Regions from separate parts of the Mus musculus genome. Here regions 2, 3, 4 and 5 are each linked to region 1. A link is a loop called in an ENCODE intact Hi-C map of the cell type or tissue named here. Cell type or tissue: heart. All regions are shown on one strand. Each heading gives the region's core, and the rest is flanking DNA. Links, peaks and the distances in the headings are about the cores only. Region 1 holds the start of Gm12925 (predicted gene 12925). Region 2 overlaps Macf1 (microtubule-actin crosslinking factor 1). Region 3 overlaps Macf1 (microtubule-actin crosslinking factor 1). Region 4 has its middle 13 kb from the start of Gm22154. Region 5 overlaps Macf1 (microtubule-actin crosslinking factor 1).

What was found. A loop is a pair of places that touch in the nucleus more often than their neighbours do. Peaks named below come from ENCODE experiments on the same cell type or tissue, not always from the same donor. Only the 100,000 strongest peaks of a DNase experiment are listed, where the experiment ranks them.
Region 2: a loop joins it to region 1, with 5 times the contacts of the local background. A loop is called at or near these places in 20 of 42 quality-filtered maps.
Region 3: a loop joins it to region 1, with 5 times the contacts of the local background. A loop is called at or near these places in 9 of 42 quality-filtered maps.
Region 4: a loop joins it to region 1, with 7 times the contacts of the local background. A loop is called at or near these places in 7 of 42 quality-filtered maps.
Region 5: a loop joins it to region 1, with 6 times the contacts of the local background. A loop is called at or near these places in 17 of 42 quality-filtered maps.

The regions. Positions count from the first base shown.
Region 1 is chr4:123,663,868-123,670,014 of GRCm38, reverse strand. All of the region lies in intron 1 of Macf1 (microtubule-actin crosslinking factor 1), which reads left to right. It overlaps Gm12925 (predicted gene 12925), which reads right to left and starts at 4,134. Exons shown (of 4, transcript NR_136925.1): 1 at 3,708-4,134; 2 at 2,268-2,401; 3 at 1,300-1,391. In heart, for the core only: a CTCF peak has its summit at 3,293; DNase peaks (open chromatin) are centred at 2,294 and 5,194; H3K4me3 peaks cover 1,744 bases; H3K27ac peaks cover 2,641 bases.
Region 2 is chr4:123,532,541-123,538,687 of GRCm38, reverse strand. It overlaps Macf1 (microtubule-actin crosslinking factor 1), which reads left to right. Exons shown (of 98, transcript NM_001199136.1): 5 at 2,394-2,486. Among named protein-coding and RNA genes, the nearest start is that of Gm31156, 16 kb to the left of the region's middle. In heart, for the core only: CTCF peaks have their summits at 882 (motif pointing left) and 3,210 (motif pointing left); a DNase peak (open chromatin) is centred at 3,217.
Region 3 is chr4:123,604,007-123,610,153 of GRCm38, reverse strand. All of the region lies in intron 1 of Macf1 (microtubule-actin crosslinking factor 1), which reads left to right. Among named protein-coding and RNA genes, the nearest start is that of Mir6398, 9.3 kb to the left of the region's middle. In heart, for the core only: a CTCF peak has its summit at 2,802 (motif pointing left); no DNase peak of the experiment used is centred there.
Region 4 is chr4:123,303,356-123,309,502 of GRCm38, reverse strand. No RefSeq gene overlaps it. Among named protein-coding and RNA genes, the nearest start is that of Gm22154, 13 kb to the right of the region's middle. In heart, for the core only: a CTCF peak has its summit at 3,622 (motif pointing left); a DNase peak (open chromatin) is centred at 1,012; H3K27ac peaks cover 204 bases.
Region 5 is chr4:123,584,996-123,591,142 of GRCm38, reverse strand. All of the region lies in intron 1 of Macf1 (microtubule-actin crosslinking factor 1), which reads left to right. Among named protein-coding and RNA genes, the nearest start is that of Mir6398, 28 kb to the left of the region's middle. In heart, for the core only: CTCF peaks have their summits at 1,956 and 2,665 (motif pointing left); a DNase peak (open chromatin) is centred at 2,092; H3K27ac peaks cover 874 bases.

The DNA.
Region 1 (6,147 bases), core at 610-5,609:
ACTAACAAGGTTCTCCATGTAACAGCCTTGGCTGTCCTGGAACTCGATTTGTATACCAGGCTGGTTTCAAACTTACGGAGACCCACGTGCCTCTGGATTACACGCTGGGCTTACAGGCCTGCTTGACTCCCACTCAGCTAAAAGGTGGGGTTGTTAAAAAGAGCTGCCTGGGCCAGTTAAAACCGGCTTCATGCGCTGCCAGGAGTTTCCCTCTAGGCTTTCAGGAGTTGGAGATGCAGGGAGTGGATTTTTTAGGCAAAGGATTAGAGTTTGGTTCTGGGGAAAATGCTGCCCACAAAGTATGAGGCCATGAGAAATAAATATACTATTTGTGTGAGTGTGTGTGTCTGCTTGAGCTGGGACTGAATGAAGCTCTCTGCATGCTAAGGACGTACTCTACCACTGAGCTACAACCCAGCCCAAAGTTTTTAAATACTGTAGCCTAGTCAAAAGCCACAGACAGCTCAGTATTTTAAGATCGTCTGTCTCATTCACTCATTTATTTTGTAGTCGATCAAAATTTTAAACATTCAAGAGTGTCCTAAATATACAGTGTTGTTTGCCATATGCTGAGGACCTCAGGCACCCTCACATACAAAAGCCCCAGGGCTTACCGAGCTAATGCTATAGGAAGGCTGAAAGACAAGCTGGTCAGAGCTAGAGAGATGGATCAGTGGCTAAGAGCACTGGCTGCTTTTGCAGAGGACCCAATTCAATTCCCAGCATGCACGTGGTGTCTCACAATCATCTGCATTGCCAGTTTCAGGGGATTCAAAGCTCTCTTCGGATTTCTGTAGGCACTATTTTGTACACATACATCCATGCAGACAAAACATTCCTGCATATAAAATTAAAACAAAAAAAACTACTTAAAAAAAAAAAAAAGGCAAGCTGGCAGTGCATGCCTGTAACTGAGGCTGAGGCAAAAGGACCTCAGGGTCAAGAGCAGCTTTTGGAAACTTTCAAAGGAAGAAGTGAGAAAGACCCTGCCTCAAAGAAACAAGAATAAGGGTTGATGAAGAGAACCAGTGCTCACACCTTGTCACCTCCTCTCCGTGCCTATGCCTTGGCATTCATACACATCAAAATGCATGAAAAAGAAATAAAAATGTAATATGGAAGAAAGAAAAGAGGCAGTGTGGTGGCACAGGCTTGTAGTCTCAGGCACCCAGGAGGCTCGTAAATGAATTATCCTTAAGCAGAGAGGCTAACAGGGGAATTGCAAGTTCAAAGCTGGCCTGGGCAATTTAGAGAGATACTGTCCCACAATAAAAGGCGGCTGGGTATGGTGTTGAATACCTTTAATACCAGTATCCAGGAGTCAGAGGCAGGTGATCTCTGTTAGTTCCAGGCCAGCCTGGTCTACATTGAGAGTTCCAGGGAAGCCACTGCTGCAAAACAAACAAACAAACACATTTTAAAAAAGAAAAAAAAAAAAGCCGGGTGTGGTGGCGCACGCCTTTAATCCCAGCACTCGGGAGGCAGAGGCAGGTGGATCTCTGAGTTGGAGGCCAGCCTGGTCTACAAAGTGAGTTCCAGGACAGCCAGAGCTATACAGAGAAACCCTGTCTCGAAAAACCAAACCAAACCAAACCAAACCAAAACCAAAACCAAAAACAAAAACAAAAACAAAAAAATGAAAAAAGAAGGGGATACAGAGATGGCTTAGCGATTAAGAGCACTGACTACTCTTCCAGAGGTCCTGAGTTCAATTCCCAGCAACCACATGGTGTCTTACAACCATCTGTAATGGGGTCTGATGCCCTCTTCTGGTGTGTCAGAAGACAGCTACAGTGTACTCATATACATTAAACAAACAAACAAATAAATACATAAACCACCACAAAACAAAAGACAGGAGAGAGGCTCCCAGCACACAAGAGGGGCTCCCGGCAACTGCCTGTAATTCTATCTCCAGGGAATCCGGCACCCTCTTATAGCCTCTGCAGGCACACACACACACACACACACACACACACACACACACACACACACACACCCTTAAACGTATATAAAAGAGGGCTGCAGATAGTGCTCAGTTACAGAGTGCTTACTGCTGAACACAGTGACTTGAGGAAGGCTTTAGAATTTCCGAGAGTAGAAGTGAGTCGTGCTAAAGGAGAGAAACAATGGAGGGCACAGTCTTGGAGGAAACCAGGTAGGAAGGCTCTGAGATAAGAGAGTATATTTGAGGATTGAAAGATGTGTTGAGGCTTTTGGGGGAAGGGCAATTGACAAGATGAAGATTCTTTCCTTGCATTACCCACCTCTGCCACTAGGTGTCCTCCCAAGTCCATCCTGCTGTCTGATTCTTCCAAGGCAAACTCCTTAGAAATTCAACAGCAGGCCCAGGAGAGCCTCAGAGCTTCTGGATTGTATGGTTTGGCAATCAACTTAGATTCTTGCTTGAAAGAAGTAAAACAAAAACAAAAATTGCACTTTGTTAGCCTTTCTTCCTTCCCTCCAAGAAGCTCTGTTCCCTCTAGCCTAGTAAAATGTTCTCTGTATAAAACAGGAGCATCAGCCAAACATGTGGACTTCCCCTTTGCCATTCATTAGAAGAAAGCTTCACTCCAAACTCCCGGGAGAGTATTTAAATGCAAATTTCATCAAGAAAGCAACTTGGGTTGGAGAGAGGCACTCTAGCCACTGTGCAAACCAAGTCTCTTCCTAATTACTAGGTTTCTTTTCTTTTCTTCCTTTGGAGGCTGGGTGTCACCATATATAAATATAGTTTAGGCTGCCCTCAAATTTACAATTCTCTTGCCTCAGCCTTCCGAACGCCTGGTTACGGGTTTGGTCGTGGCTTTCCTGTGTTCTCTTTCTTTTTGCTGAGGGTAAAAGCACAGGGTCTCACTATGTAGCCTTATCACAAGGTTACATAGTGACAAGGTTGGCCTCTAATTCACTGTGATGTCCCCACCTTTGCCTCTTTAGTGCGAGGATCAAAGGCACGCACCACAATGCTTGGCTTTTTACTGTGTTTCTTAATAGGAATCTCAGCCTTTTGCTTTATCTTTCCTTCCTTCCCAGTTTTCCACAGAACCTGTTTAGCACAGTAAACTATTCCATACTCTGTCATTTCCCAAGCTTTGGCAAGTATCAGTCATAGTTCTTGAGGAACCTGCTCACAAACTGGTGCATGTAGCCCAGGAGGGGATAGGGGTACTTTTCTATTTGCTGCAATGAACTGAGGGCGGAGGTAGGTGTTTGTAAAGGGTAAGGGTGGAGGCCTGTGGATGTGTATTTGCACCCAGGCCTCCTTAGCCCTACTGGTACAAAACAGTATAGGAAATGCAGTGACTCAGCACTTACAGTCAAGAGCTCCAGAATTAGCAATTCTCTATTATTATCTGCTGTTTTGAAAAAAGAAAAAAAAGTGCTTGCTATGAAGTACCACACCAACTCCTTCTTCTCTGCTAAATGCCTTTTACTCTTTAAGAAAAAAATACTGCTAAGACTTATTTCCTTTGTGTTTCTAGACTGAGCTCATTAGTATCTGACCTCAATCAGTGAACTATTATATATGTGTGTGTGTGTGTGTGTGGATAGATAGATAGACAGTGTGTGTATGCACAGAGTAAAACTGGAAGAAATTTGAGCATTTGCCCCAAGGATTTTCCATGTCCTTTCAGGCCTTCTCTGTACAGAGCTTGGGAAGCTGAGCAAAAATTGATGGGAAGAGATATGATTAATTATTTGCTCACCTGCTTTGTGATGTGGAAAGCGATGATTGCATCTATTAGTGAAAAGCATCATTTCACGTAATTAATGTACTGAGCAATGACTGACCAAATACTTGACATTACTCAAACGGTACAAAGCTATAATTCTTGCTCTAGGGTAAGAGGCTCCTACTGCTTAAGAATGAGAGCTGAGATGGAATTCCAAGTGTCGATTTTGGTTGCTCAATGCCACCTGCTCATGTGCCTTTACTGTGATATTTACTAGTTATTACCACAACCACTTCCCTGTTCCCTGGAAAAGTCAACTACGGTTGGATGGGCCAAAAGTGGGCTAAAAGTATCATTTTGTTTGAAACAGTCTCATTGCGAGGCCCAGACAGACCTAGAACTTGTAGCAAATCTCCTGCTCTCCCTCCTGAGGGCTAGGATTACAGGTGTGAGCTACCATCTTGGAATTCCTCATTCATTACTTTTGGTTCCAGTCAACCCATGACTGTTGGGATTGGATGATATACAACTCAATAGAGAACCCGATGGATGACGCTGGGGACAAAATGGTCCTCAATACATCCCTGCTCGTATTTACGTTTCCTTTCTTCTTTCTCTAGGGCTGAGAATAATTGGCTACTGGCTTCCCCCGCGTTGCCCTAACCAGTTTTGCTCCAGAATCCTTCCTTTGTTCCCTGCCAGTCCTGGTGCAGCCTCAGGTTCCCACATTTCTCCCTTTTGATCTAAGTCGCCGTGTGGAGAGGGCTGTCACACTTTAGTAATCCTATTGGGTCTCCCCCCTTGGATTTACGCCCTCCCCCCATGTGCGGTCAGAATCGTGTTTTCATCGCTCTCTCAGTTGTCATTTCTCAGGCTCTGCTCCTTGGCCTGGTTTACTTTATGGTGATGGCTCTGTCGCCCTCGCTTCCACTTCAGTTTCGTCTGTTTCTGGACAACTCTTTGTTCCCGGGCTTCTTTGTGGTCGTACCGTTCCCTTCGGCCTCCCGTATCAGTCCCGGCTGGGGCTCGCCCTTGTCTTGGTTCTGGAGCCGTGTGGCCTTGGCTGTGAGGCATCACGGTCTTTTGCTCTCCGCCTGCCTTCAAGGTTTTCTCTAAGTCCTTCTCCCACGGCCGCTGCGGCCCGCCGGGCCCGGGGCTCCCTCCTTTGTCCCGGCTGCCCGCGGAGGTCAGCGCTGAGGGCGGCTGCGGCCCAGCCCGGGTCGGCCCGGGGGTCTCCCGGCCGCTGCGGCCCGCCGGGCCTCCTGTTCGGACGTGCAGGGGGCCTCCTGGCGGCGGGCCTCAGGCGACGGCCCGCCTTCCTCGGCGTCCCCGCTCGGGCCTGCGGCCCGCCCGGGCGGTGGTCGGTCGGTGGCCCGCCCGGCCCAGCAGGGGCTGCAGCCCCGGGGCTGAGGACGCGCCCGGCGGCGGAGGCGGCGGGCTGAGGGGCGGGGAACCGGCCCGGCCCGGCGCTCCTGACAGGAGGCGCCGCCGCCGCCGTCGCGCCGGGGCGGGCTGAGGGAGGAGCGGAGCCGAGGGGTGGGGAGGCGGAAACGCGAGCCGGGACCGGCGGAGCGCGAGCGGGCCGGGTGCGAGCGGACTGAGGGAGCCGAGCGCGACTGCCGGGCCGGGCGAGACGGACGCAGATCTGAGAGCGAGAGAGCCAAGGCGCCACCGCCGCCGAACCGCACAAAGGCCGAGACTGGGGCCGCCGCCGCCGCTTCAGCGCGCGGGCCTGGAGCCGGCGCCCCCCGGGGCCCGGGCAGAGCGCGGCGCGGGCAGCCATGGCCGGCTACGTGCCGGGTCAGCAGCCGGCCAACCGCAGCCAGGAGAAGGAGTTCGTGCAGGCGTACGAGGATGTGCTGGAGCGCTACAAAGGTGAGGCTGCGGCCGGGCCGGCGCTGGCCGGAGCCGGAGGCCCGGGGCTCGGCCGGCTGCAGGTGGGGAGGCGGGCGGGCGGGGGGCGCGTCCACCCGTGCGGGGCTGGGCCGGGAGCCGCGGCCGCCTCTCCCGGGCTGGCTTCTGTGGAGTTGAGATAAGCGTCGGGAGCCCCGCTGCCCGGCCGGCGCTGGGCGCTCTCCTATCTCCGGTCACACTGTTTGCTCTATTATCTGGCCGGATCCGAAGGAGGAGAGACGTGGAGCTGGCTCCGGAGACCGCCTGCTATGGGACTCTGCAGGAGGAGGAGTTGGGCTCGAGGGAGACGCTCTCATTCGGTTTCCCGGGGCGAGCTTCCCTGCGGTGGCTCTCCGGGGGTCGCCCGCCCGCCCGCTTTTGTCTCCCTGCCTCTTCGGAGGAGTCGCTCGGGAGCCTAGGACGCCGAGCATCCGGGGGGTCTTGGGGGGTCGGGTGGGCGGCGTGGCCGGTGAGTGTGCAGATTGCGGTGGCGAGGCCTCCCCACCCCCACGCCACCCCCCTCAATGTCTGGGCCTGCCTGGTTGAGGCAGGGGTCTAGTTATTATTATTATTTTTTTTC
Region 2 (6,147 bases), core at 659-5,658, 130 kb after region 1:
TCCTAAAATATTCATTTTAGAATATTTAGAATAAAATATTCATTTTAGAAGACTTTATAGAGCCAAGAACCTAGCATCTCCAGTGATCTGAGAATTAGAGCTGGCTATCTGAAGTGCCCTGGCCCAGATCACAGACATGGGTTAGAGTGATCAAGTGATCTATAATTGACGAAGATATATTTGTTTAAAGAATTTAATAATGAATGGCAAGAGAAATGGAGGCTATTGGGATATTTATGAGAATGTATGTTGAGTTAGGAAAACCTGAAAGGGGTCTAGCCAGACAAGTTAAAATAAGAATTGGTTAGCTAGAAGTGCAAGTAGGAAGAGAGAAGAGGATCAATTACTATAATAGAAACTAAGTGTGGGCAAATGATAACCATAATAGACTCACAAGGGCAGGGATCATTAGAACAGGGCTGTGAACTCAACAGGTTCTGCCCTCATAGCAGCTCCAGGTCAGTGAGTGACTGAGTACTGGCGACTACGGAATCGGAATGTCCAGACTAGGAGGAAGGACAGGCTCTCTTACCTCCACACCACCCCAGGGACTAGAACCTAGATACAGAGAAGGGAAGAACGTTCCCAGCTGAGTTTTGGTGTAAACTCTGAATGGAGGTCACAGGGGCCCTTTACAGGTAGTTCAATGGAAGGGACCTCTTCTAGCTTGTTACAAGTAACAGAAACTGCCAGAGAATGACAGAAAAGACCAATGGGCTGAATTAAATGGCTTGTTCAGCACACCACTCCATTTTAAAAGTCTACAGCTTAATTAAGAATCTTCAGTTTTAGACCTGAGAGAGGGCTCAGTGGTTAAGAGTACTTGTTGCTCTTTCCTCTATAACTCCCATTTTCTAGAGGATGTGATGCCCCCTTCTGGCCTCCATGGACACCGGACATACATGATGTAGGTGAAACACTCAGAATGAATGAATGAATGAATGAATGAATGAATGAATGAACAAACGAACAAACAAATGGCACAGACCTTTAATCCCAGCACTCTCACACTTGGAAGAGCCAGGATCTTGGTTCAAGGCCAGCCTGGTCTGTATATTGACCAGGATAGCTAGGGCTACACAGAGAGACCCTGTCTCAAAGAACCAGCAAAACAAAACTTTCAGTTTCATGCAAAATAGGACAGCTGGTCATCGAAGAGGAGGGGGCATCTATGGGTCTGTGCGTAGTTTGTTTTTGGACTGGGGTTTTTTTTTTTTTTTTCCCAAGACAAGGTTTCTCTGTGTAGCCCTGGCTGTCCTGGAACTCACTTTGTAGACAGGCTGGCCTCGAACTCAGAAATCCGCCTGCCTCTGCCTCCCGAGTGCTGGGATTAAAGGTGTGTGCCACCATGCCCAGCTTGGACTGGGATTTTACACTGTGGTCTTGTAATGGGCCTTAGGAGTAAAGCTGACATGGGTTATATCAAGAAGAGAGATTTTTAAAAAGATTTATTTATTTTATTATATGTAAGTACACTGTAACTTCTTCAGATGCACCAGAAGAGGGCATCAGATCTCATTACAGGTAGTTGTGAGCCACCATGTGGTGCTGGGATTTGAACTCAGGACCTTTGGAAAAGCAGTCAGTGCTCTTAACCACTGAGCCATCTCTCCAGCCCCAAAAGAAAGATCTTTGACAGGGAAAGGGAAATGGAGAGAGCAGCAGGGAGCAGTGATGAAGAGGGGCATCTCTTTTAACCCCCAAAGACTAGAACAAGCCAGGGTTCTGACTAATGAAGCAACTTCCAATACCATATGCTCACAAGATTTCTTTGCTGGTAAAAGTGCAAAATAGTTCATCTATCCTGAAAAATAATCTGACAGTTTGTATGATTGATATATATTCACTCCTAGGAATTTACCATAGAGAAATGAAAACATATGTCCATACAATAATCTCAACAAGAATGTTGGAGCTTTACTCAGAAATGCCCCAAAGTGGAAATAATCCATAAACCCTTCAGTGGATGAGTGGGCAAGATCAGGGCAGGACATCTGTGCAGTGATATTCATTGATAATGAAAAGGAACAAGCCATTCATATAATTTAGCAGCTTGGATGGGAGTCTCAAGAACTTTATGCTCAGTAGAGAGGGAAAAGCAGTCTCGGACCAAAGGTCACATGCCATTTATATGACATTCTAGAAAAAGCGAAATGAGGTGGTAGTTGTCGGGACCTCAGAATGAGGCAGGTCCAGCTGTTTGAATATAGGCATCATGGGGCCTTGTTTGGAATAATGAAAGTTATTTTATGTGTAACTGTAAATGTATTAGAATTCATAGACTCTTAAGCCAAAAATTAATATAACTGTATTTTAGTAGTGAAAATAAGTAAAAAAATCAGCCCAGGAAAGAAACTTCTTGGGCTCTGAGACGGCCTTGCTTTCCTTTTCAGGTGAAGCTAGTGAATATCCGCAATGATGACATCACAGATGGCAATCCCAAGCTAACGCTGGGCCTGATCTGGACCATTATCTTGCACTTCCAGGTACAGTCTGGGGTTCTTTGCTCCATTTGTGCATGTCCTATCAGCCTGTGCTGCTTTCTCCAGGCAGAACCTGAGTTACTTCTCTGTGTTTGGCCGGTATCAACAGTGGGTTGGAGTTGGAAAGAAGTGAGGTGTGTCTGGAGATAAAGTATTGTATCCTAAATCTCCATTGCATTATGAAAATGCAGGGAGATTTTCTCCTGGGGGTTTGGTCTTGTTCCTGGAAGTCTGGAATTAGAAGTCTGCTTCTTTAGTGAAGTCATCATGAGAGGCAGGGAGATGTTGGGCTGGATCTGTTAGGATGAACGAACTGTCTAGCCCAATCTGGTAAGACTCTTCTCATCTGGTCTTTAAGCACTGCCATGTCCCCTTGAGTTGTTGTTTGTCTGTGTGCCGGGAGGGAGCACAGCCTGCAGCAGCTTTCTAAGCTGGTGGGATCCTGAAATGTTGACATGCTCTTGAGGCCTTCCTGGTACTGTTTTTTTCTTTTTCTTAATTGGCACAAATTCTTTTAAAGTCTGGACTGCTGTTAGAAAAGAACAACTCTCTTTTAGTAAAAAGAATGTTCTTTTTAAGTTAGTTTTAGTCCAGCCTAACAAAGCTGTTTCTCAGACTATCCAGTTGCTGCATAGAGGATGACTGAGGGGAGCATCCTTCAGCTGGTGTGAAAAAAAGCACTGGGGTGAGGCCTGTGTGACATCCTAGTTGGAGAGATTGCACCACCTTCTGGTTGAAGGCAGAGCAGCAGGTATCTTGGAATCCTTAGACCCTGAGAAAATTCTCAGATCATAGGCTTGTTTCGTAGAACTTTGGTTTAGAGCCAGTGCTGGCATTCTGCAGCATGAGTAAGGTTTGGAATGTGTGGAATTAGCATGTATTTTTGTAGAACTACAGTATGTCTTCAGGCAAAGTTTGAATACAAGAATAGCTGGAACCTGAGCTAAGTGACTATACCCTTCAGAGTAGGAGCAAAAATTTTGTTGACTTTTTTTTTTTTTTTTTTGGTTTTTGAGACAGGGTTTCTCTGTGTAGTCTTGGCTGTTTCTGCCTCCCAAGTGCTGGGATTGAAGGTGTGCGCCACCACTGCTCGTCTTGTTGAGCCTTTATACAGGGCTATAGTTACCTCCTGAAACCCTTATGAACAGAGATGGTTTTGAGGGTATGGAGAGGTTGTTGCTGTTCTGTTTTGACATAAAGTGTTCTCACTGTGAGCACCTAGTAGCATCCTCACAAGCATGAGGTAATAATACCTGCTATGTCTCTTTTTAGCTTGACTGTAACTAAATCTTCTTTAAAGGAGGGAAACTTAGAAGCCAAAGAGTAAAAACCGTGCCTCTCAGTTGAAGATGTGGCAATAGAGGAGACTAATGGAATGGTAGCTTTCCTGATCAGCCCACTGGAAAGCATTCTTTTCTCCCTGTTTCCAGATGCTCTGTGCTGAGGGTGTGACTGTCTGGCAGATTGCTTGGCATGCAGGCAGGAGGCGCCATACCTAAGACTACAAACATACCTTCTTTAATTGTAAAATTGTATTTATTTTATGTATATGGGTGTTTTGTTTGTATATATGTCTGTGCATGCCCACCCAGAAGAGGGTGTTGGGTTCCCTGGGACCAGAGTTACAGATGGTTGTGAGGCCTGGTGTGGGTGCTGGGAATTGAACCTGGATCTACAAGTGCAGTCAGCCCTCTTAACAGATGAGCAATCTTTTCAGCTTTACAAACAATTTTTTTTAATTAAAATGCACGCTTATGGAAGTAGAAAAAATGTAGTAAAGAATTACCACACATCTAACATCTAGTTTAAGAATTAACCCATAATAATCATAATTTCATTTATAACATATTCACTCCTCAAACCTCAGCTCAGATCTTGTATAATTTTTCTGTAAATATTTTGGTGTGTATCTCTGAAAGATTGGGTCCTTTTATTTAAGAAAGGCACAATAAGTTCATGTTGTAAATTTTAATACTTCATAAAATCATCACATGTCTGATCAATGCTATGATGTATCTAGTGAACTCGCTTGTTAAAAATAAGTTTCATTTGGCTTAGAATCCAAAATAGGTCTACATATGTATTGCATCAAGTCTGACTTTCCCCTGTACAATTTGTTAAAGAATTGAGGATGTTTATTAAGATGTTGATAGCATCCCTTGGGGCTCTTCTAACAACGTCCTGTATTCCTGTTGCCTGTAAATTGCTAGCATAACTTGGGGATCTGAACTTGAGGTCCAGTGACATCAGCTTGAGAACATTCTCACTCACACTCCCCTCTTTCTCTCTCTTTGTCCACTTCCCTCTTTCCCCATCCCCCCTCTTTTTTTTTCTCTCTCTCCCCTTTTTCCTTCTCTACTGAGACAGAGTCTCTCTTTGTAGCTCTGGATGTTTGTCCTGGAACTCTTTATACAGACCAAGCTGGCCTTGATCTCCCAGAGGTCTCCCCGCTTCTTACTCCTGAGTGCCAGGATTAAAGGAGTCTCCACTATGCCTGGCAATAGTAATTTAATTATTCCCCTCTACACACATATACATGTATGTATATGCTGTATGTAATATACATACAAAAAACCACCAGTGTCCCTGCAAGCATGTACCCCAGCACTGGGCTTCCTCGATTTAACATGATGTTCAGCTTCAGCTGTGTTGCAGCATGAATCAGCTTTACTGCTATTTAGTGTATCGTTAGAGGGCAAGCTGTAGGTGCTATCTGTTTTCTTCATAAGTAGATGGGCATTTGGGTTCCCCCCACTTTGGGTGTGGGACTATGATAAATAATGATGTGTCTTAATTTTTTCACTTCTACTTTTAAAAGTGAATGTATGTGCATTCACACTCAGGCTGCAGTGTGTATGGAGGTCGGACTACTTTCAGGAGACCATTCTCTCCTTCTAGCCTATGGGCTCCGGGTCTTCTGGCCTAGCAGCACTCACCTTTAACCACTGAGTTGCCTCACACTGTGGAGATAATGCTCCCCCCCCCCTTAAAGATTTATTTATTTATTATATGTAAGTACACTGTAGCTGTCTTCAGACACACCAGAAGAGGGTGTCAGATCTCATTATGGATGGTTGTGAGCCACCATGTGGGTGCTGAGATTTGAACTCAGGGCCGTCGGAAGAGCAGTCAGTGCTCAAAACCACTGAGCCATCTCTCCAGCCCACATCTCTCTTTAAAAAACAAAACAACCTTTATTGACTTTTTATACAGTATATTTTGATTGTATTATTTTTTCCTCCCCCAGCTTCTCCAAGATTCCCCTTACTTCTCCCTCCATGAAACTTCGTGTCCTTTTCTCTCAGTTTCTCTCAGAACAAACAAATAAAACAAATGAAAAAGACAAAACAAAACCTCACATACACATAACAAACAAGGATTCCATTTGTGTTGGCCAACTGCTCCTGAGCGTGGAACCTGCCCTGCAGTGTGGGTGATGTACATGCCCAGAAAGCTGATGTGTTTTCCCTCTCTAGCAGGTATAGTTGCAGACAGCTTCTTGGTTAAGGGTGGAACTTTGTGCTTGCTTCCCCTTCTCCATGCTAGTGATGTGTCTGGCTTGAGCTTTGAAGATTGATTTTTCTTGTCTATATACTCATTAGATGTTCTCATCAAGCTTACAGCATGCAGGAACACATTGTAATATAGTGTTACTATATAAAAC
Region 3 (6,147 bases), core at 710-5,709, 60 kb after region 1:
CTTTCACCCATCTCCACCCTTATTCCACCCTCTCAACCCCTAACACTAGGAAGGAAAGAAAGAGGTCCCTGAATTTAATTTCTTTCTTTTTGTTTCTTCTTCAACCACAACTACTATCAAACAGCAACCAGCCCTCCCAAACAACTAACAACAATTAACCTCGCCTTTGGGATCCTAGCCTTCTTCTTATACCCTCTGAAAAGTTCCCAGAATTCCAAATGTCACATCATCACGGAAACTATCTGCAGATGGCAAAACCACACCTCTTCCTGAGCACAAGACAAATAATAGTTAGCTGCGGGGGACAGTCTAAAGCACCCCCATACCCCACACCTGGGATTTAAATGAAAACCTATTCTCATAATATTTCTGTGTTTCTTAAAGAAATCATAATTCTCACTACAGATTTCTTTGAATTACAGATTTTTTGTTTGTTTGTTTTTTTGTTTTTGAGACAGGGTTTCTCTGTATAGCCCTGGCTGTCCTGGAACTCACTTTGTAGACCAGGCTGGCCTCAGAAATCCCCCTGCCTCTGCCTCCCGAGTGCTGGGATTAAAGGCGTGCACCACCACGCCCTGCGAAGTACAGAATTCTTGTGCCTACTTGGGTCCAGAATGAACTAGAGCAGATCATATCATGGCTTACATGCTCTAACCTGCCACTTAACCATGTTTGGCTCTAGGTTTTGTTGATCTCAGCATGAAATCATTAGGATGCTTGATGTTAGATGGCTGTAGCAGTGGTAAGCACTCAGTAAAAGTCAGGTTGCTGATTAAGCTTTCATCTGAGTGCTTTATGTAAATTAATTTATCCTAGGCAGGTTGGTGGCACACACAGAGGCACACAGATCTCTTGTGAGTTCGAAGCCATCCTAGTCTACAGAGCAAGTTCTAGGACAGTCAAGGCTACACAGAGTATCCTATATGTGACTTAGCTGACCTCAGGACAGTGATCATTAAATCTACTAAAATGATAACAGTTGGTCTGGGAGTATGCCAGCCAAAAAGATGGCTGTTATTATTGTGTTGTTGACCACATGAAGTAGGCAAGAGTGGCTACTGCTGAACAAGTGCGTGCATAAAATGTGGGCACCTTTCTCACCAAGAGAATAGTAGTATGAGGCTTTGAAGGGGAGGCAGTAAAACTTTTCTTTCCATATTACCTCTCTTGAACTCTTGTTTCTAATCCCTTATTTATTGGTATTTGCTTAACATCACACACACACACATACAAACACACACACACACACACACACTGCCCATGTGTGTGGTGTAACAGTCTTTATAGCATAAAATATATCATATAAAGCAATTTCGCTGCCAGATAGAGTAAGTAGGATGCAAAACACTGCCATCGTCAAACTGCCTTGGGTTGAGCTGACCTACCATGTCCCTTGAGTATGGAATACAATTGCCTCTCTTTATATCATCGCTATCTTTGTGTATTCCTGAAGGGCTGAGCAAAGAAGTAGTTGACTCCCTCTTCTTTCAGTTGCTGGCTTTTGCTTTTCTGGACAGAATTAATCCCATCTTGTGGGTAACTGTAGAAAGGAGCCGTATGGGGAGTAGAGACACTATAGGTGGTTTTTTTTAAAGTTCCAGCCCCCTTTTTCCTATGCCTTCGGTGGGTGGGTGGGGGTGCTTTTCCAAGCACTGGAGTGAAATATATTTCATTGATGCTACTGTTTAAAGGACTTTATTTCTCAAGTCTGCCACAGTTGATGAACTGAGGCAGTTTCTGCGAAGAAAAACTCTACTCTCATAGGTATAAGTTGAATTGTTGGCTCAAGTACTGTTTATTAGCTCAGTCCAGGCCTGTGCCTTGTTTGTAATTGGGGATTAAGAAAGAATCGGAGAGGTAGTTGAGATGGAGTGATGAGAAAATGTTCTCTAGACCTTGCTAAGCACATTGGGACTGTGGGTGAGGGATGAGGCTTGTTTGCAGTGTGTCCCAGCACAGTGCTTGCTGCACTTCCATTCTTGTTTGATTTGAGACAAGGTCTCACCATACACACCACCACACCTGACCCCTTTCTCCCCACCCTTGCCATTCCCACATTACAACCTTCTTAGAACTCCTTAGTCATTTAGTAGTCTTAAGTAATTTAGGTCAAAAACAGTATCCTTGTATGACCCGGCTGTGCACACATTTAATTCCAACACCTGTGAGGCAAAGGCAGGTGAATCTCTATAAGTTTAAGGCTATCTTGGTCTAAATAGAGGGTACCAGGTGTACATAGTGAGACCTTGCCTTAAACAAAACAAAACAAAAATGGTATTAACTCAAGACAGAATAAAATACAATTTCAGAGTAAGAAAATACATGGCAGTTGAACACATTGGAAATATGGCCCTGCTCATCTCTAACAAGAGGCCTCAGGTATATTTCAATAGCAGCAAGACTGTTGACTGTGGGATGAATGTGCTGGGGATGTAGTGTAGTATAGAAGGCTTGCCTGGTATGAGCCCCTGCATTCAAACATAGCACTGGGGTTTAAAAAAACAGCGACTACTGAGAAGTCACAGACTTTTCTCAGGGTTAGTCCTTTAGTATAAGTTGTCAAGTGACCTTTCTTACTAATTTACAACTTTATTTTGCATATCCACTTAGCTTGTCAATCAAGAACATTTGAGCAATCAAGACAAGCCTTAGCACTACTACATGCACTGAAATTCCCCCTTCTTTAGGGGAGCAGTGGTTAAGAGTATTTGCTGCTCTAGCAGGACCTGTGTTCGGTCCCAGCATGCACATGCTCACTTTCAACTGTCTTTAACTACAGTTCCTGGGGAACTGGTGCCCTCTTCTGGCCTCCTCAGACATTTGCACACAATATACATACTTACATGCAGGTAAAACATAGACCTAAAATAAAACTTAAGAATAAAAACTTTTAAAAATTTAAAAATAAAAAGTAATGTTAGTATTAATTCTTGAAAAGACAAAGAAAGACCATTGTTAATAAAAAACTTAAGAACAAACTTAGATTGTGATGATAGATACACTACACTGGGGAGAAAATCTCCAAGATTCTACACCTTCAGTTACTATCTTTATATGTTGTCATGTTTCCATCTAGTCTTTTACTCTATGCACATATATGCATAGGATGCTGTGTTTTTGTATAGGTTTTGTTATAATTATATTATAATGTTATAATATAACATTTTTATGTTTTTTTAAAAGATGTATTTATTATTATAAATAAGTACACTGTAGCTGTCTTCAGACACACCAGAAAAAGAACTCAGAACCTTTGGAAGAGCAGTCAATGCTCTTACCTGCTGAACCATCTCGCCAGCCCATGCTTTTATTTTCTACAGCACACTCCAACCCCCCTCAGGACCCCCCCCCCCCAGATTCACTATGATGTTCCAGCTGTTTTGGAACTCAATATTGTAGACCAAGCTGGCCTTGAATTCACAGAGATCTGTTTACCTCTACCTTCCAAGTGCTGGAATTAAATAAAGGCATATGCCACCACATATATCTGGCCATACACTATCATTTTTAATATTAAATGGCAAGGTGATTTTCATTTAACATTTCTCAGTTGTGGGAACAAACATAATATATATCAAAACAAATATATCTTTTATCCTATAACAGGGCAATGACCATCCTTACAAATGATTTTTTAATGTTTCTTTTTTTCATTCTTTTGGACAGATTTGTGGAATGGAGTTATTGGGCTTTAATACATCTATACAAAGCTCTGGATGCTGGCTTTTAGTTTTATCTTACCTCTACAAGCTATTGAGAGGTTAAGAACAGGATACCTACCTGTAACACTGAGTTCCCTTCTGATGAGATTCCAGTCTCTTGCCCTTTAGGAAAGTGTCTTGTCTTCAGGCTTAGGGGCCAGCTGGCTCAGATGTTTTATTATCCAGTTAATTTCAGAGTGGGCCAAGGGCCAAGTTTCTCAAGTCGTCAGCATCTCCCACATGTCATCATATCACTGTGCTATTTTACCCTGACGTTTGCTCTCAGCAGCTCCTAGCATTTATCAAGCTTCAGTGATCTTTCTAATTCATTTGTCTCGGACTGGGGAATGATCCACTGATGTTGAATAGGAAACCGCAGTACCAAGAACGACCTAGGTAGTGCTGTATGGAGATACCCACTAGGACCTAGAGTGCTACCAAGTTGAGATTTTCTTTGTATGCCCACAGAACATACACCCAGCAAAGCTGGAAAGATTGGCCAGCTTGGCTGATATAATAGGTGGACAAATGACTGTGTCAACCATGGTTTTTGATAGGTGATCTATATTATAGGTCAAGTACAAATCAACTTCAGTTTCTTATGACCAGTCTTTATTGTAAAATTAGACACTAGATGAATTTATAGACATTCTTGGTGGTTTTGCCTTAGAGATGACCTCCTGCAGCAGATAATATGATTGTGGGGAGGGGTGGAGGCTGATGACAAACTAGGTTTTTAGCTCTTGGGAATTAGCATGAGGTCTGTCTGAAAGAAAATATAGACATATATGTGTGGGACTCTATGTGATCTGGCAACAAGAACCTCCACAGCAACCAGGGTAGTGGAAGATGGCTTGAGTCACTGACAGGATTGCATCCATCCAGTGAGAACTGTCTGTCCCTCCCATTCCCAGAGCCCTTAAGCAAACCTGTCACAATGGCTTGATTCTTTCCACTGCAGGGACTCTGGAGTCTGCGTGCTTCTGGGGTGAGGCTTGTCAACACCTTTTACTGTACTAGGCACCTACAAGACCCTGTACTTGTTTGAATGGCTGGAAGTTTTATAGTGCTAAGGTTTACTCTGTCCTTAATTACATATTTTTTAGGTTTATTGCATGATCACAGACATGGTTGGTGTTGATTTGAATTATGTGGGTTAGATTCTTGTTTTTTTGTTACAACTGGAGATGGTTGTAACATTGTATCAAAGAATTAGAGTTTCCTTTCCTTTCTTTCTTTTTCTTTTTTTTCTTTTTTATTTTTCTTTTTAGTTTTTCAAGACAGTTTCTCTGAATAGCCCTGGCTGGCCTGGAACTCTGCAGACTAGGCTATCCTTGAAGTTGCAGAGATCCACCTGCCTCTGCTTGTGCTGCTACACTGGGTCTTGAAAGTTACGATTCCGGTTTTCAGTGTTTTGACACAGTACTATGGGTTGTTCTATGCAGAAACTCCAACCTAGTAATCCTAATTGTTTGTTAGTAAGTCATCGCAACCCCTCTGGGGATGACTATTCTGAACGAACCAATACCAGCTGTTAAACAGCACCTTTTGTTTGGTATAGAATGACAGGACCCTTGTAGATTTCTCTAGCCTCATGTTCCCCAACCTTGCCATCCCCAACCCCAAGACAGAGTTTCTCTGTGTAGCCCTGACTGTCCTGGAACAAGGTAGCTAGTTTGCACCTAATTTTAGTGTGTTCAGACTGAAGAGAGGTGAGAGAAGCAGCAGCGGGCAGGCGTATGAAACCCTTCTAGAAGTTTGCTTTTTAGGAGCTGTAGCTGTAGCTTGGTTTTAGGGTACTTGCTTAGCATATGTGACGCTCTGGATTTGATCCCCAGCACCATGTAAACTGAGTGTGATGACACACCCCTCTAATCTCAGCACCTTGAAGTGGGGGCAGAAGAACCAGAAGTTCAAAGTCAAACTCATGTATATAGCAAATCTGATGCTAGTTTAAGGCTATACAATATAAGACCTTGGCTCAAAACCAACCAACAGCACAGCAAAAAACCCAACCAAATGAACAAAAACCCACTAGCAAAGATTTTATGTTGAACTGCAGCTGGAAGTGGAGAGCCACTTAACTGGCAGTTCAATTTGAATATGACTCTTGGGTTGTGCCATGCTTCCTGAGGGTCAGGTGACTGGATACCAGCAGCCCAACATGGCTTTCAGTGATAAATGGGATTGGGGTAGGGGTGTCCCTTTACCTCCAGGTAAAACATCTTTTCAAGAAATTCTGACTTAAAGAGGGTTTGTTGTTGTTGGTTTGTTTGTTTTGTTTGTTTAAATATGGGGTCTCACTATGTAGCTCTGGCTGCCCTAGAGTCCATTATGAAAAGACCTTGAACTCATAGAGATCTGCTTGTCTTACTCTGCAGATCTGGCTTGGAACTCACTGAGGTTCAGATTGGCCTCAAATTCACAGAGTTTGCCTAAGTCTGCC
Region 4 (6,147 bases), core at 755-5,754, 360 kb after region 1:
CTGCTGGTGAATTGATTTATTCAATATATAATAGAATAAATATTGAGACAGTGCTGACACCCAGTCTCTCTTCTTTTGGGATTTTATGATATTAAATATTTTTGAATTTTGAAAACAAATTCTAGCAGCAGTTTTGCCTTGGTTTCGGCTTCCTCTCCACAAGGCGGGCTCCTCAGTGGGCCCCAGGTGCCCTGGCCCCATTGGGCATGGTCTCAAGGTTGGCTACAAGCCCAGGAACTCTGAGGCCAGCTCCCACCTCCACCCTCACCCCCCAAGCATCTGGGACAAGTAGAGTTACAGTAGAACTCTGCAGACGACATCTGGTGACAACGCAAGGCAGATGCCTCACTCCTTAGGCTCAGGAGGCTTCACAATATAAGGATCACAGAGAGGCCAAGTGGCAAAACTTTGGAGAAGTCACTGAAGGACCCCTGTCCTCAGTCTGACTTCCCCAGGGTAATCAGGGAGACCCTGAGACAAGGTCCATTGTCATTCTTTTTTACAGGGCTGTATGACCCTTTTTCCTGGGGGCCTTTGGTCTAGCCTGCTTTACCTGGCCACATGTCACCCTGGAGTCAGCCATGGCAGGGGCCTCTGTTCTCATCCTCTCTCTTGACCCTCACAGGAGCCCACAGTAGCTGGACTCACAGCTGCCCGTCCTGACCACTGTAACTGACCAGCCACAAGAGAGACATTGTTTTAAGCATCCAGGTTGAGCCAGGCGGTGGTGGCATACTCCTTTAATCCCAGCACTCAAGAGGCAGAGGCAAGAAGATGTCTGCTGAGTTTGAGGTTAGCTACACAGTGAGTTCCAGAACAGCCAAGGTTACACAGTGAAACCCTGTCTCAAAAAAAGACAAAAACCAAAAGCCCTGCCAGGGCAGGAGCAGCAGGGTACTCTCCTCGCCTCCAGGTTTATCCCAAGCCTGACCCCAAATGAGAACACATCCTGAGAGCAGTAGCCCCACCCACAGGTTCTAGATTTCAAAACGGACACTGCAGCAGGTGGGGGCAGGGTTTCCTGGCTCAGCCTCTACACACTTGAAATTCCATGAGGGGCATGGTTGGCCAAAATCAGGGAGTGAGGCCAGCCTACCTAGACTATTTCCAGACAGGACTTGGGGCAGGGTAGCATGGGAACCAAATCGGCTTGTGTGTGTTTCTCCAGTTCCAAGATTTGTTCATCTTTTCAAAAACAAATCTCATTACCTAAGATACCACCACCATTTCTAATGACCTCCAAAATTCAACCTCAAGGCAAAAGAAGGGCCCTGGAGACCCTGTGGTGAAGAATTCTGGTGCGGGTCCGTGGGTGAAGGAAGAGAGGACTCACTGTGAGCCTGACTATAGTCACCCATGAGACACAGCACCAGTGTGTGAGAGCAGAAACTGGCCCGCCAGTCTGGTAGCCTGCTTGGTAGCAGGAGAACAGAGGTGCCCCTGCCCACTTTTGATTTCTTGCACTGAGCACTTGGTTGTCTCCCTAAGGTCTCAGCAGCAGGAGGGACAGGACTGTCCCAGCTGCCACCGCTGGGACCTAGCTAGAGGTCACTACAAAAACCAAAGTTTATTTATCAAAAACAAAAAACAGAAACTGTCCAGGAGCCCTAGATGGCCTAAAACAGGTTGTGGCAGCCCATGTCTGGGAGAGCCAGTGGCTAGGCACAGCTGCTCATGGTAAGGAGGAGACACCTGTGCTGTCTCCCAGGCCCCTGTCACACCTAAGAAAGTGTCCAGAGCAAGACAGGCCAGGCAGCATTTCAGAGAAACTGTTTTTGAACAAGCTGAAGGGTTCAGGCTATTTTTTTTTTTTTTTTCGAGACAGGGTTTCTCTGTGTAGCCCTGGCTGTCCTGGAACTCACTTTGTAGGCCAGGCTGGCCTCGAACTCAGAAATCTGCCTGCCTCTGCCTCCCAAGTGCTGGGATTAAAGGTGTGCGTCACAACTCCCGGGTTGGGTTCAGACCATATGAGCTTGCTTTACACTGGTACGGTAAAGCTACCTCCTCCTCCTCCTGAATTCTCAGGGTCAAAAGCAGAGGTGAACAGAGAGAGCACAGCCTCCTCCACTGTCCTCCCTCCAGGCAGCGACGACCATCTGCTTCTGCTTCTTATTCTTGCCGCTCTGGGCCTTTGCAGGTAGAGCAGTGAGGTCAGGGGTGACAGAGAAGGAACACAGGAAAAGCTGACTCAGGGACTCTCCCCTCCCACCTGGAACCTGACTACAGAATGCCTTCTCCAGAGCCTGCACAAGGATTCCAGCTAGGGCAGGGGCAGGCGGCGGGCGTCCTCCATCTGCTACAAGACTTCAGACTGTTCCAAACACCTGCGCCCACCATCAAGCCGGCCTGCTTTTCCCAAGCCGGGAAGAACTGGAAGCCACGGGTGCCTGGGCCAAGTTGGCCTTCGAGGGGCTTGGGGGAAACGAACATGGGCTCCCTGCACTCTGCTCCCAGCCCTTGAAGTGTGTCAGTGCAAACTGTCTACAGCAGCTGAAGGTTGGCTCAGCCTCTGGGGTGCATTAGCCTCATAGATGTGGTAGCTGGTCCTTCCTCACGGGTGAACCAGGTTAATGAGGGTTCTTTTGATCTTTTAACACTGGCTTCTCTTCTCATTTATTTAGCAAAATACTAGCTGTGTGGTAATGAGAACTCCTGTCGAGGTCCCACCCCTGGGGGAACTCATAACCTAGTGGGAACGAGTGGCCCCAGTGATGATTGTAGAGAGCCTGCGGTTTTCTCACCGCAAGCATGAGGACTGGAGTTTGAGTGCCCAGCACCCATGCCTGTAGCCTCAGCACTGGGGGACGGGGAGATGGGCAGCTCCAAGAGATTGCTGCCCAGGCAGCCTGGCTGAAACGTTGAGCTTCCAGTTCAGTGAGAGACGCCGCCCAAGACACCAGCCGTCCTTCTCTGGCTCAGGAAGCTGGGGGCGGGGGGGGGGGGGTCAGACTATGAGACCATTCTCAGCTACATAGTGAGTTTGAAACCAGCCTGTGCTACATAAGACTGTCTCAACAACCAAAAGAAAGTGAATTTAAGATGTGGAAGTCTGGCCAGATGGCCCAGAGGATAAAAACACTTGCTGAACAAGCCTGGCGACCTGAGTACTATGCTGGCACCCATATAAAGGTGACAGGAAAGAACCAACTCCAGAGTTGTGCTCTGACCTCCACATAGGCATCATGACACATCACACACACACACACACACACACACACACACACACTTGTATGCAATTCTGCTCTAATTGGAGACAGAAAGAGTACCTTGGAGGATTGTGTGGTAAGGGTGGGAGGGTGGAGAGCCAGCTGGGCCCAGATGAATGCCAAGAAAGAGCCCCAGGACCCTGGGCAGCATGCTGGCTGGCTAGGAGGTAGTGTCTACTAAACAGGAAGTGGGAAGGAAGTATGGAGGAGGACTGGGGTGGCTTTGATCTGAGACGTCTAAAGGGCCTGTGTAGGAGCCACTGAACACCACAGGCAGACAGACAGCTGGACAAGTGCAGGAAAGCATAGCGCCATCAGATGGAAGACTCACTGAGAGACAAGTTCAACATAGAAGTGGGACAACGTAGAAGTTATGGGACAGGACAGAGGCTCTCAGCAGAGTAGTACTGCCATCTAGAGGCTACTTGGAAAACTGCAAGTATATCATAATCTGGCCTAACTACAAAGCTTGACCTTGCCTTAAAAACCAGTCAACCAGCCAGTGGATTTCTGAGTTCGAGGCCAGTCTGGTCTACAGAGTGAGTTCCAGGACAGCCAGGGCTACACAGAGAAACCCTGTCTCGAAAACCAAAACAAACAAACAAATAAATAAATAAACCAGTCAACCAAAAAACAAAACCAGGAATGGAGGCAGATAATTATAGCCCCAGAAATTAGGAGATAGAGGTGGGATAATCAGGAGTTCAAGGTTATTCTCTGTTTCAGAGTGAGTTTCCAACCAGCCTGGGCTATATAAAATCATGTCTCAAACAAACAAACAAACAAACAAACAAAAACAATAGCTAGGGGGCGATACCCTTAATCTCAGCACTTTGCAGACAGATCTCTGTGAGTTCAAGGCCATCCTAGTCTACATCCAGAGATACACAGTAGGTCTTAAAAAATGATAACAAAATTTAATTACAAGCTGGTGGTAGCTCACAACTTTAATCTCAGCACTTGAGAGGCAGAGGCAGACAGATCTCTGAGTTTGAGGCCAGCCTGATCTACAGAGTGAATTCTAGGATAGTCAGGCTACACAGAGAAACCCTATCTCAAAACAACCAAATCAAAAAAAAAAGTTTTATTGGGCTGGAGAGATGACTCAGCAGTTAAGAGCACTGGCTGCTCTTCTGGAGGTCCAGAGTTCAGTTCCCAGCAACCACTATGATGTACTCATACACATAAAATAAATAAAATATTAAAAAAAAACTTTTAAAAATCCTGTTTTTAATGTAATAAAACTTTTTTTAAAAAAAGATTTATCTACTTATTTATGTATGTGATTACACTGTTGCTGTCTTCAGACACACCAGAAGAGGGCATTGGATCCCCATTACAGATGGTTGTGAGCCACCATGTAGTTGCTGGGAATTGAACTCAGGACCTCTGGAAGAGCAGACAGTGCTCTTAACCACTGAGCCATCTCTCCAGTCCCTAAAAACAAGTCTTTACACAGCAAAAGTACATTATAAACAAAGTAAAATAAAAACTACAGCCTGATAAACCAAGAGAAATATCTGTATGCCTCAGATATCACACAATATTTAATACACAAAGACACACAGGATCTAGGATTAAACATTTAGCTCCGTTGGTGGTGCATCTGTGTATACAGCATGCCTGGTGGCTTTAGTGCCCAGCTCCAACATGGGCACTAAACTGTTAAGCTGGAAAGGGGCTGGAGAGATGGGTCAGCAGGTAAGAGCATATAACGTTCTTGCTGAGGATTGAGTTTGATTCTCAGTACCCATATCAGATGGCTCAGAACCACCTGTAACCCCAGTGGTGCTGGGATTGGATACCACTGGCCTGTGGAGGCATCTGCACTCACTTGCTTACACACACAAACACACACACACACACACACACACAGTATCAAATAAAATAAAAAGTTTTAAATGCTTTAAAGATGGTGGTGGCACACTGCCGTAGGTAGGGTTTTATTACTGTGAAGAGACACCATGACCAAGGCAGCTCATAAAAAGGAAAACAATTCTTTGGGACTGGCTTATAGATCCATTATCATCATGGCTGGAAGCATGGCAGCATGCAGGCAGATGTGGTGCTGGAGGAGACACTGGACTCTACACTGGGCAGAGCTTGAGCATAGGAGACTGCAAAGCCCTCCCCCACAGTGACACACTTCCTCCAAGGCCATACCTACTCTAACAAGGCCATGGCTCCTAATAGTGCCACTCCCCATGGGCATTCAAATACATGAGTCTTTGGGGGTCAAACCTGTTCAAACCACCACATATACCTAAAATACTTGAGAGGCTGGGGCAGGAGGATTCCTGCTAGTTTGGGACCAATTAATCTACACAGTGAGTACCAAAAGCAGAGTAAAGTTATAGCATGTAACCCCAGCTCCAGAGGCGCGGACGCCCTCTTCTGGCCTCCTCGGCACCCACACTCACTAACATGTATACACACAGCACAGATAACTAAAAATAAATCTTTTTGTTTGAGATAGGGTCTATGTATCCCTGGCTGACTTGGAACTCACTATGTAGACCAAACTGGTCTCAAAATGAGATCCACCTGCCTCTTCCTCTAGATGCTGGGATTAAAAGCATGGACCACTATAGCCTGTGTCTTTGCAGTAATTTGATCCAGTAATTCTAATTCTAGGAATTTACCCTGAAGACTGCTGTAGGATGTGTTATGACCTCCCTCTGATTTATTATCAAATCAGCTGCAAGAGTCAATCACCTTCAATCTGGAGCGGACTTGGAAGATCATTTCAAGGCCACCCTCATGAAGATTAACTCTCTCTCTCTCTCTCTCTCTCTCACACACACACACACACACACACACACACACACACACACCATTTGTATGCAATTCTGCCCTAATTGCATGTGGCTTGTGGACTCAGGGTCTCAGGAGTTGGGGAGCTTGGGAAAAGTGGTTATCAGAGGGGAGGGGGACACTCCAC
Region 5 (6,147 bases), core at 656-5,655, 79 kb after region 1:
AAAAACACTTCATATAATGTGAAAGTATTTGCAAATCATGTTTTTAGTAATGTGCCTATAATTAACACATATGAAGAAAACTTGTAATTCAACAGAAAGAAGATAATTCAATAAAAAACAGGCAGAGGATTGAGTAGCTGTTCTCCAAAGCAAATATACAAATAGCAAGTACAAAGTAAGCATATGAAAATTGTAAACATTACCAGGCCTTAAAGAAATGCAGATTAAGCCATGGTGAGATACACCAACTTCATATTCAGATTGCTATAGCAAGATTGTAAGCCTGGGTTTTTGTTTGTTTTTTTGTTTGTTTGTTTTGTTTTTAAAAGAGATTTATTTATTTGTTTGTATGTGTGTGCATGAGTAAGAGGTGTTTGTGGGGGCCAGCAAATAGATTTGAAAATAAGATGTCAGCTCCTGCTGGACCTGCAATTACCGTAGCTGTGAGCCACCTGATGTTATGAACCAAACTGGGGTCCTCTGGCAGGCAGAGCGGTGATTGCTCTTATCTCTCCAGCCCCGGGTTTACTTACCTTTATTTTCTGTGTATGTGCTTTGCCTGCATGTATGTATGTGCACCATGGGCATGCCTGGTACCCGAGGAAGCCAGAGAGGGACTTGGATCCCTTTGAACTGAAGTTACAGATGGCGTGAGCTGCTATGTGAACACTGGGAATCCAAACTCAGACCGTTGTGCCCAGAGCGTGGATCTTAAACCTGGGATCCTAGTATTTGGAAGTCAGAGGCAGGAAACTCATTGGAAATTTCAGATCAGACAGGGTTACAGAGACCATGTCTACAAAAACAAAACAAAAAAGTGCACATGGGAATAGGTAGAGAAACTGGAACCCTTATTTTGTTGATGGGAATATGAAATATTGCATCTGCTTTAGGAACTTAGCAGTTCTAAAAATATATCCAGGAGAATTGAAAACATACTTTCACAGAAAGGCTTTATAAAGATGTTAATGGCTCAACATGTGTAACAGTGTATACAACCGAATATCCACCAGCTGATGAGTAGATTAAACAAAATGTAGCCATACACTAGAATATATCTTGTTGAACAAAATGCCGATCAGTAGAAGCATGGGCCTACCTTGAGAAGTACATGAGTTTGATTCCATTTATACAGAATAGGCAAACCCCCAGAGACAGTACCTAGGTTCCTGGCTGCTAGAAGCCAGAGGGTCGGGGGGACTGAAAGTGACTGCTGATAAGATGTATGGTTTCTTTTTAGGGATAATGAAATGTCCTACAATTAGATGGTTGCACGATTTTGTGAATATACTAAAATCCTCTGAATTGTAGACTATAAAAATGGTGACTGGTACAGTGTGTTAATTCTCAAAGAAGTTACTGTTAAAAATATTAGAGTAGAGCTGTCATTGCATGGCTCAGCTGGTTCAAGTACCTGCTGCCAAGCCTGATGACTGGAGTTTGATCCCTGGAACCCACACAGTGGAGGGAAAGAACATCTGACCTCCACGTCCATCCCCCCACCACACAAGGAATAAATAAATACATGTAAATTAAGTAAAATTAAAAAAAAAAAACCACCCTGAGGGTGATTTGTACGTCTGAATAGCATTCTGTCAGTTTTTACCTTGCACACTAGGCTACCCTGAATCCTGTAGCTGGAGTGTGGCTATCTTGAGCCCTGGGCAGCGCTGCTACCCGAAACAGGTTTGTAACCATTTACTAAGAGTTACAAGTAAGTTGGTTACAAGTAAGGTGGCATTTTGTAAGCTAAACACTCTGGGGCTGACGTTTTCCTCCCTCCAAGTAACAATGCCCTATTCAACTTCTTACTTCATTCTTTCAACATTTTGTCCCACTGTCGGAGCCAGCTTGGATACTGGTTCCCAGCCACATTCCTAGCTCCAGCAAGAACCACCTCATCCATGAGCTTTCTCTGAAGCATTCTTTCCTGGGTGGTGTGTAAATAAGGTCTGGAAGGGCCTCTGGGTGGCGCCTTCTCCCAGAACACCACTCCAAAAGAATGGCATGCCACAGGCTCCAGCCTGTGTTGGCAGGAAAAGGTGACTCATTTTCATCAAAGGAATTTCAAAGAAAATATAATGACAGGATGATGTCAGAGGAACAGGTGGAGACAGGAACTGTGATTGAGTGTTGAATAGAATGGTTGCCTGGGCAGTGAGAATGATTGACTGGCATAGATCACAGGAAACATCATCACCTGTTTTTTAGTTACCTTCTCAGAAATTCTCGTGTGGGCAGTGTTGTTCATGAGCCCTCAGAGCATGTGGTCGAGTCTGTGCTTGCCTTGGGTGTATCTACCATTGGCCCACAACATCCTGGGCCAGTCATGGACTTTGTTAACTAATGTGCTGTGATCTCATGTGGTTTCTTTCACTCCACACGGCATCCTTCTCTGGCTAGTCAGGTCTGTTTCTGGTAATTGAGTCTCACAGACTTTTTGCTGCTGACCTAGAGGTGCGGCATTTTCTTTAACATAAATACAGGGATTTGCCATGACATCAAAAGCCAGGAGTGCTACCTTATTGCCCAAAGAATTCTGGTTCCCTCCACTGGTTTGAAAAGTTTGATCTTTGGGTTCCCTAACCTAAGTCTTCCCACCCCCACCTTTTTTTTTTTTTGAGTAGAGCGCCCTCCAGTGGTTAACACTGATAAAGCTATTAAAAAGTATGAGTTTTGATACTTTTCATATTGTCAAAGCACTAAAGTTGGTTAAGTACTCAGACTCTTACTTCTATTAGGATTATAAGAGTATGTTCCTAGTCCCCACTATGTTTATATGATTGTACAGTTAGAGGTTAAATCAGTTTACATGACAAGAAAGAACTATTTATTATCTTGTTTGAATTCCAGGCCTCTTAAGGAAGGTCTTGAGGCGATGCTCAGCAGTATTAACTGCTGTTATTTGTTCATCAGAAGGTGCATAGACATAGAGACTTAGGCTGCATGGACTATTCCCAAACTAGAAGATATTACTTCTCCTGAAGATATATCATAAGCAAGACAAAATGTCGAAAAATGCAATTTGAAAGCAAGAGGAGAAAATGTTGCTTGTTTCCTGATAATGTCTTCACACCTGGTGTCTCCTGGCTGGTCAGTCATGAGCTCTACTTTTAGACAGAACTAGTGAGTGCGCTGTGAGTTGAAAACTGGTCACTGGAGTTGAAGGAAGTGAGTCAGGAGAGTGCATCAGGTAGCTGACAGAGAAGGTGCTGACTTCCTGGCCTAGCAATGGTCTCCTCCTTGCCCCCAGCACTTCTCCCTCCTCTCTGTGTGAAAGAACAGATGGTTAACAGAGCTTTAACCTGCAGCGCCAAAGGTCTCAGGGAGAAGTGCTCCCTAGGGTATGTTTAGTTTGGCAGCTCCCAAAGGTAATTGTTGTGATGAAGTTTACGAAGTTATCATTTGACTAACCAGGTCAGATGCATCTGAGCAGAAGTAGTTTGGAACCTCACATGTTCTTGTACCTGGCATCCTTCCCCCTAAAGGACTTTAATGCAGAGGTGGAACATTGACTGGTAATGGAAAACATACTGAGACCCCAGATAATAAAAAGAAAAACCTTAAAAAGTATTTGCTTGGGCTGAAGAGATGGCTCAGCGGTTAAGAGCACTGACTGCTCTTCTGAAGGTCCTGAGTTCAATTCCCAGCAACCACATGGTGGCTCACAACCATCTGTAATGGGAGCTGACGCCCTCTTCTGGTGTGTCTGAAGACAGTGACAGTGTACTTACATAATCAATCAATCAATCTTTGGGCTAGAGCTAAAAGAAAAAGTGTGTGAAGACAGCAACAGTGTATTTACATATAATAAATAAATCTTAAAAAAAAGTATTTGTTCATCTATTCCCTAGTTTTATCACTTTTGTTGATATTCTTCATTTCTGTAGGCTAGCTGGGATTTCTGTATTCCTATAGTCACTTTTCTGACATTTCCAGAAATGTAGATGACCAAAATTCAGAAGAAGTGAATACTCTGTTTCTCCTAGCACCCCATTCAGAAGCTTTATTCTAAAATACTTGTACATTCTTTCCTTTCCACTCTCTTTCTCAATTAGCTTCTCCATTTAGAATGTCAGCTCTTGTTTCAGATTCTTAAAAATCCTCCAGACAATTCCAGGCCTGGCCTCACATGTACAGCTTCTTCTGACTTCTCCAGCAGGCAGTAGCTGTTGATTGAATTTCCTTTTTTAGAAATTGAAAAAAAAATATTTTTTCACTTTATTATATGTGTATATGTGTATACTTGAGAATGCCTGTGTGTATGTGCCAACAGACGTCAGAAGAGAGCATCAGATACCCTGAAATTGAAGTTACAGGCAATTGTCAACCACTATATGGGAGCTAGGAACCACACTCTGGTCTTTTGCAAGAGCATTAAGTTCTCTTAACCTATGAGCCATTCTTTCAGCCCTTGACTGAGTTTACAAAAACCCTTCCAGGGGCTGGCAAGATGGCACTGACTGCTCTTCTGAAGGTTCTGAGTTCAAATCCTAGCAACCACATGGTGCATCACAACCACCCATAATGAGATATGATGCCCCCTTCTGGTGTGTCTGAAGACAGCTACAGTGTATTTATGTATAATAATAAATACATCTTTGGGCTGGAGCAAGTCAGGGACTGAGTGAGCGAAGCTGACCAGAGCGAGCAGGGCGGACGGAGGGAGCAGAGGTCCTAAGTTCAACTCCCAACAGCCACATGAGTCTATACAATCATCTATACAGCTACAGTGTACTCATATACATAAAATAAATAAATAACATTTAAAAACCCTTCCAGAGTTCTTGTAGTCTTGCCATCTTCAGGCTAGAACTCATATTGCTTTGTGTTAAAATAACTTTATATACATGTTATCTCCACTATAGGACTGGCTTTATTTACTTTTTTAAAATTAGATATTTTTCTTTATTTACATTTCAAATGTTATCTTCAGAAAATCCCCTATCCTCTCCTCCCTCTCCATGCTCCCCAACCCATCCACTCCTGCTTCCTGGCCCAGGCATTCCCCTATACTGGGACATGAAACCTTCACAGGACCAAGGGCCTCTTCTCCCATTGATGACCGACTAGGGACTGGCTTTATAAGTGTCTTTTTTATTACCAGTAATAGTTAACATAGTACCTAGGAAGTAAATGTTTCATGGAACTGAAAAGCTTTTGAGCTAGAAAAGAATTTTAGATATCTAAATGAACTCATCCTATAATCCAGTAATCAGAAGTAATTCACAATGTGGTTGAACATCCTGAGCAAGCTAGGTGTAGAGCCAGAGCTGTAACCCATCCCATCTGATGTGTGTTTAATTAGATGTTGTGATTATTCCAAGACTAGCCAGATGTCACTTTATGTTTCATTCTTACTGAAATTCTTTTGCATATTTTGGCTTTAGTACTTAGATATACTATAATAAGAATCCCCACTCTCACCCTACAACTGGGAGCTTGATTATTTTGGGTTTTGTATGTTTAAAAAAAAAAAGGCTAGATAATTGTATTATTGCAAGACACACAAGCACCTAAGACTGGAGGATTGTATCTGAGAAGAAGTGCGAGCATGTGCTAAAAGGGCTAGATTTCAGGAAAACAAAACTCTGAGATGTATAACATTTGAAGTGATTAATTTGTATATAATAGTAAAGTGTGACTTTATTGAATCCTAGTTAAAAGTTTTTGTCTGCTCATTAGAGACTGCACTATAGATGCCTGTGAGCCACCATGTGGGTGCTGGGAATTGAACTCAGGACCTCTGAAAGAGCAGCTGGTGCTCGTCACCAAGGAGCCATCTCTCCAGCCCCCAGGAAGTGTTTTTGAAGTAAACTGTCTGACAAAGATTAGCCACAAATGTTCTCACTTGCTTGACAGCTCTTTGAGATTGTTTGAGTAAACCCCATGATTTAATATTTTAGGGAGTTAGAATCCCAGCTATATCAGTTGGAAGAAAATTGAGCTTCAACTACTGTCTAAATCGGCGATGTTGAATGGCAAGGTGCTAGGTGCTCACTGATCAATAAAGGGAGACGCTTTTCTTTTTCTTAACTCTCCTGTAGGCATTGAGGGTGGCAGGTAGACAAGGTTTCCCTTCCTCTGAGGTGATGGGATCAGGGCCTTGCCCTCACACTTGACGGTGGACAGTGAGGGTGATAATGG